Regions from separate parts of the Homo sapiens genome. Here region 1 is linked to region 2. A link is an interaction called in ENCODE POLR2A ChIA-PET data of the cell type or tissue named here. Cell type or tissue: PC-3. All regions are shown on one strand. Each heading gives the region's core, and the rest is flanking DNA. Links, peaks and the distances in the headings are about the cores only. Region 1 overlaps LOC105370504 (a long non-coding RNA gene). Region 2 holds the start of LOC124903317.

What was found. ChIA-PET counts read pairs that join two places held together with the same protein. Peaks named below come from ENCODE experiments on the same cell type or tissue, not always from the same donor. Only the 100,000 strongest peaks of a DNase experiment are listed, where the experiment ranks them.
Region 1: POLR2A ChIA-PET joins it to region 2 with 14 read pairs; 4 of 35 experiments call an interaction of 5 or more read pairs at or near these places.

What each region holds. Positions count from the first base shown.
Region 1 is chr14:53,367,552-53,370,457 of GRCh38, forward strand. LOC105370504 (a long non-coding RNA gene) reads left to right here. Exons shown (of 4, transcript XR_943876.3): 2 at 1,901-1,950. Among named protein-coding and RNA genes, the nearest start is that of DDHD1-DT, 220 kb to the left of the region's middle. RefSeq lists an enhancer at 1-1,941. In PC-3, for the core only: no CTCF peak of the experiment used is centred there; a DNase peak (open chromatin) is centred at 1,540; H3K27ac peaks cover 800 bases.
Region 2 is chr14:53,951,686-53,954,591 of GRCh38, forward strand. It overlaps BMP4 (bone morphogenetic protein 4), which reads right to left. Exons shown (of 4, transcript NM_001202.6): 2 at 1,591-1,715; 3 at 168-544. The coding sequence starts at 537. LOC124903317 reads left to right here and starts at 2,497. Exons shown (of 2, transcript XM_047432035.1): 1 at 2,497-2,906. RefSeq lists silencers at 1,855-1,924, 1,975-2,064 and promoters at 2,071-2,571, 2,743-2,906, 2,743-2,906. In PC-3, for the core only: no CTCF peak of the experiment used is centred there; a DNase peak (open chromatin) is centred at 1,766; H3K4me3 peaks cover 2,500 bases; H3K27ac peaks cover 839 bases.

The DNA.
Region 1 (2,906 bases), core at 266-2,765, 580 kb before region 2:
CACACACACACTACTTCTGTCAGGAAGTTTTGTGGCAAATGAGCCCAAATGCATAGATTAGAGCATATCATTCACATGTGCCATGTGTGTGCCAAAGTGTGCGTACCCACTGCTAGACTTCCTCTCACAGGTGGTCTGAATTTGCTTCTAGCTGGTCCTGTAAGCAGATTTAATATTTCATAAGCACTGCTCCATCTCATGCCTCCATTATTGACACCACATGGAAGTCAGGAAATTGGTTCTTTCTGGGAACAGTTTGCAGAAATATGCAGCCTGTCAGCCCCTTTCTCATGGGTGCATTAACAGAGCAGCTCACGATTACAAGTAACGAACCTTCTCCAGATGTGTGTAGCAACTCAGCTCCAACTTTATCTTCGGCCCTGAAGATGGACTTGGCAAGATGGATTATTTGTGGCTGTATTGTAATAACTTTGTGAAATTGGAATTCCCAGTGATTGTAATGGAGGGTGAGGAAGCGGCAGCAGAGGAACAGATAATTTCTCCTTGCAGTAAACAACGAAAAGACCAACAACAATAAAAAGGGCAAATCAGCTGTGGCATTTTCCTGCTTTGGACACCGACTCTTCCAGACTGTTCTAATTCTTTCCCTTTTATGATTCTGTTTATGTTACACACATTAAAGTTAAGTCATGTCTTAAATAAGATGGAAACTGGAAGTGAGATTTGGAAATGACTGAATCAGGCTTCTTAACTTTTTTCTTCTCTTGGAGAGCTCAAAAACAACGGACAGAAAGGGATATACCAAAGAAAACAATATTAATTGTCGGCTTCCATGGAAAATTCAATCCAGTCTTTCATTCATTCTCTTCCCAGTGCAGTGCCAGCAGACTTCTCTCTATATGGCTAAGGGCTTAATTTAGCTGACAAATTTCTGAAGGATAACTAAGCTTTCAGAAAGAAAGATTCTAGCTATAAATGAAGCATGTGTGCTCTCTCAGTCACAAAAGACAGATTTTTCCAGGATAAAGTAATTTGGGGTAAATTTCTCCTGTATTTTATTAGCAGTGATGATTTCAAGGGAGTATTCTTTTAAAGCAAGGCAGTATTTAAATCTTTCTTTTAAATCACAAGTCCCTTGAGTTGATAGTTATAAAACTGGGTTCCACTGGGAGTTATTTGTACATCTTCAAGGTTGGCACCCTTAGTTGTTTGATGTAGATGTTCTAGATAAAATTCCTAAAGTCCAGCTGTTATGATTTAGCTTAATATGTTTGTACAGAGGGGTTTCCTTTGTCATTGAAGAGATAGAGTCAAAACAGAATTAGTCATTCTTGCATCTTCTATTTATAGCCCACTATTATTCTGATGCATTGTCAAAGAATGAAGTGGACAAGAATTTTTCTTCCTTTCTTTCTTTTTTTTGTGTAAACAAAACTCTTTTTATACTCTGTGGATTTAACTTTGGTTGCTAACTTAGTCAGACAAGGCACTTAACAAAAATATTACTTCTTAAATGAAAAATTACCTATTAAGTCATCCCATCTTCATTTGCAAATTAAAGGTTTGTCAGTACAAAGTATGTGGGATGACCAGAAGTCATGGATGACTTACACTGAAGTGGCAAGGGTAGAAAAGGTCAGTTTGAAAATTTATTTGTATGGGTTGCTCATGACTAATAGTCCAAATCTGGAGAGTTTATAAACAAAATTCTATTCTGTTTATTTAGTTTATGCCAGCATTAAAGCTAGCCTGAAAATTTAGTGAAAGTCATTTAAGGAATTTTTATTTGGAGGAAACTTTAATTTTTATTTTTGAGGTCACTGAATAAATGTAGAGGTCTCTGTGGCCTGTACTGCAACAAGTAGAACAGTTAGATAAACTGGTTGTTGAAACTCCCTGGGCCACTGAGTTTTCTTATTTCTTTTTTTTTTTTTTTTAGTAGAGAGCTGACTTTAGAGGGATCAAGAATAGCTTGCTGGATGGAAGGAGGTAAGAAACAGGACTATCAATGTTTTACTTATCTGAGCTGTATAATAATTTGGTGTAGATAATTAAATGAGATGAAGTATGGGAAATGTGTTGTAAACATTCTCAAATCCTCTGCTATTATTGCTTACTGCAGCATCTGAAACAGCAGGGTCTGTCATGCAATAGCCCTCAAATCAATGTTTGTTGAGTTATAGTAAGTCGAATTAAAGAGTAGTTGGACAATTGCAAGTAATAGGTGGAAGTAGAAGGCTGAGAAAGTTGACACTTAGCGTTCTCTGTTGAAAACTATGCTATTAGCAGTGTTGGGTCAGCAAATGGCTTATTTTGGTTGGCAACCCCATGGAAAAGGATTTGCTGGATACAATAATAGTATATTCCCACAAAAATTCTGAAGTTTTATATTTTTGAGAATGTTGACAAGCCGGCAAATTAATGAATGGCTGCCAGTTGTTGAATTTGAATGTCACTCCTGGTGATTGTAAGTGTGAGTATGCCTTTGTTTTCCCTGTGTGCTAAACTCACGCTAGGGGTCCCATTGTTTTGAGGAGCTATTTAAGTAGCCTTCAGGAGAATCTGAAAATCATCCAAATCCAGTGTATAAGCATGAGAAGTCTGAGCTGAAGACTAAAAGTACTCTCCCTACAACCTGTCAGACATCTGGCCCAATGCTAGCTATAGGCAGTGGGGCTTCTTGATGGTCATTGGTGAGGATTCAATCTTTGGTACCCAAAGAGTGGGTGAAAGTTTCAGGAAAAGAAATCTCAAGCCTTGAGGCCTCCCATGAAGGCGAGACCAAGATTTCTCTTCCACAACCCAATCTTTACAATTATTCTGGAGATGGTTGGGAGGAGAGTAGTCATCCTCTTGACTAGAGGATGAGAGACTGTGCAGGAGAAAGCTCTGGAGGAGACCTCACCCTTTGTGACTAGTATGGTGTGTCTCATTCATCATGAGAT
Region 2 (2,906 bases), core at 306-2,805:
TAAGTTCGGCGGCAGCTCTGCAAATTCTTGGAGGTAAGCAGCTCTGTTCCTCAGCCTCCTGGACTGGGGCTTTGATGTAACCCGAACTCTTCTTCCCCAGGGCTTTCACTGCCCCTCTAGCCAGTCCCACCAGCCCTCCCCCACGCAGACTGGGGGAAGAGACTGACCTTCGTGGTGGAAGCTCCTCACGGTGTTGGCCCGGCTGGCCGGGCGCTCAGGATACTCAAGACCAGTGCTGTGGATCTGCTCTTCCTCCTCCTCCCCAGACTGAAGCCGGTAAAGATCCCGCATGTAGTCCGGAATGACGGCACTCTTGCTAGGCTGCGGGCGGCGGCGCAGCCCAAACATCTGCAGAAGTGTCGCCTCGAAGTCCCGCAGGAGCTCATGGCTCTGCCCTGAGCGGCGTCCTCCCGCGTGGCCCTGAATCTCGGCGACTTTTTTCTTCCCCGTCTCAGGTATCAAACTAGCATGGCTCGCGCCTCCTAGCAGGACTTGGCATAATAAAACGACCATCAGCATTCGGTTACCAGGAATCATGGTGTCTCTGGGGAGGGGGAGGGGAGTGGAAGGTTAAAGAATAAATAAACACCAATAAATAGGGAGAAATAGAGATGTGTCTGCATATGCATTTAGGGCTAGAAATGGAGGGGCAAGATGGAAAGCAGGTCAGAAAGATCAAGTTTGTGTCTTCTCCCTCACACCACCCGCCCACCCACCAGCTGCAGCCATGCACGGCCTGAAAGTAAGAATTGCCCTGTAATTACTTGGTCTAACTTGTTTACAGTCAAATAACCCCAAATCAGATAGCCTCCATCCTGTTAATCTTTTTTTGTCCTAACTGCTATCTGGGCCATGATCTCAGCGTGGCTTCTTGAAGGATAAACAGTTAACATTGAGGGGGTGAAAAGGGGTGGGGGAGGGAGAATTAAAATGGCATTGCTCTCCACTTTAGACCTTCAGCTTCTCTCCCTTTTCCTCCACCCTCAGAGCCCAACTTTCACAACTTCCAGTTGGTTCAGAGCCAGAGGGAGGGAAAGTGAGAGGCAGGGGCTGGGCGAAGACAGAGGGCGACAGGGTCCAGAAGCCGAGAAGGTGGTCTGGGAGCTAACCGGGTGGCTTGAGGGCTTATTTTATTGTGGCCGATGAGTTTGAAATATTCAGCCAAAAGTGCCTGATCGTGCCCGCTCATCCCCAGGGAAGGGGTGAGAGACGATTCCGGAGAGACCTCTGTGAGTTTTGACAAGAGAGTGGGAACGCGCCACGGAGACACTGGGGGCTCTCCCAGACAAGTTGGATAGGGGAAGGGAGTGGTTAGCCCTCAAGGTACAACCCCGGGCTTTCATCTCTTTAGCTCCCTCGCGCTCCCCTTTCTTGCAACGCTGAGAGGGCGAGTGCGCGCTAGCAGCACTTTAAAAGGAACCCGTACGCTTCCAGCGCCCCGGCTGCCGGGCCAAGAAGGGAGCGACAGTGCTGCCAGGGAGCAGAGTGTGGATATTGTAAAGGAGGTCCGACGGAAGGGACAGCCGGCGAGCAGGGGTGGTGAGGGCAGAGTGAATTCCGGGGAGGGGGAAGGAAGAGGTGTCTACTCACTGACAGAAAACAAGGCATATAATAACAGTCCATGATTCTTGACAGCCAATCTTGAACAAACTTGCTGGAAAGGCTCAGGGAAGCTGCAGCAGTGCGTTGCTCGGGATGGCACTACGGAATGGCTCCTAAAAGGAATATTTGAATATAATGAGACTCCACCGCAGACAGGCTCTGTTTTTCTTCCAGCCCCTCGGAGTCACGTGAGCGCCGAGGCCCCTCCCGCGGCAGGCGGCGAAAGGGCTTGCGCGCCCTCCCCTCCTCCACAGCCCCCCGCCCCTCGCGGGCCCGCCCCTCCAGGCGAGGCCAACCTCCGCGCCCGCCGCCCGAGCCTCAGCGGTCCGGGAGGAGCTCCCGGCGGCGCTCGGCAGAGCCCTCGGCCGGTGCCCCGCGGCCGCCGCGCTCCCAGGGCTACTGGCGCAGCGCACGGAGAACCCGGTTCTCGGCGCGGTGCGTCGTGCTGGGCCCCCGCGCCGGGCCACCTGAAGCCAGAGGATTTGGGGCGCACTGAAGGGACTGCGTCTCCCAGCTCGAACCCGGCTTAAGTGGGGCCGGGAGCGAGGTCGGGAAAGTCTCACCCGCCCAAAGCCTCACCACCGAGAGGCACTTAAAAAGGAAAGCGCAGAGGGACCCTGCCCACGCGCGTGTACACACACACCCCCCCACACACACACAAGCAAACACGAGCTCCCCGCCACTTCCTCCCCAGGGTCTCCTCAAGGCCAAATATTGCTCCCAATGACAGCCAGTCACCCCTTGGCGAACGCCTGCTAAGGCTCCGAAGAGCCGGGCCACCGATCTAGCTCCCGGCTGAAAGCAGCCGACCTTGTCACGCGCGGGGCCGGGAATGGGAGGGAGGGTGTTAGAGGGTGATCGCTGTGGGAAAGTGAGAGGGAGCGGCTGTTAGTCATTGCTCCGGGTCCATTACCGAGAATCCCCAAACCTAGTCCGCCGCTGCGTGGCCCCTCTCCCCATGCAAAGCAGACCCCCGAAGAAGCCATGCCAGGCTGAGGGACAGACGCCGGGGCTCGAAGCTCCGGGCAGATTCAGAAAGAGGCGTCGCTGCAGAAAGGACGCATCACAGTTTTCAGATCTTAATGTGGCCGAGGTTTTACAACTCCCGACCCGGCGCAGAAAGGAAATCCCACCATGTTCCCCGGAGTCGAGAAAACGGTGAACAGCTTTCGGCCTGCGCTCGACCTCTGCGTCTGCGTCTCTCTCGCCTCGGCTTCCCTTATTTTTTAAACCACCACCACACTCCTTCCCCCGCCACTTCCTTCCCCCACCCCCTTCCTCCGTTGCACCAGCAGCAGAGTCGC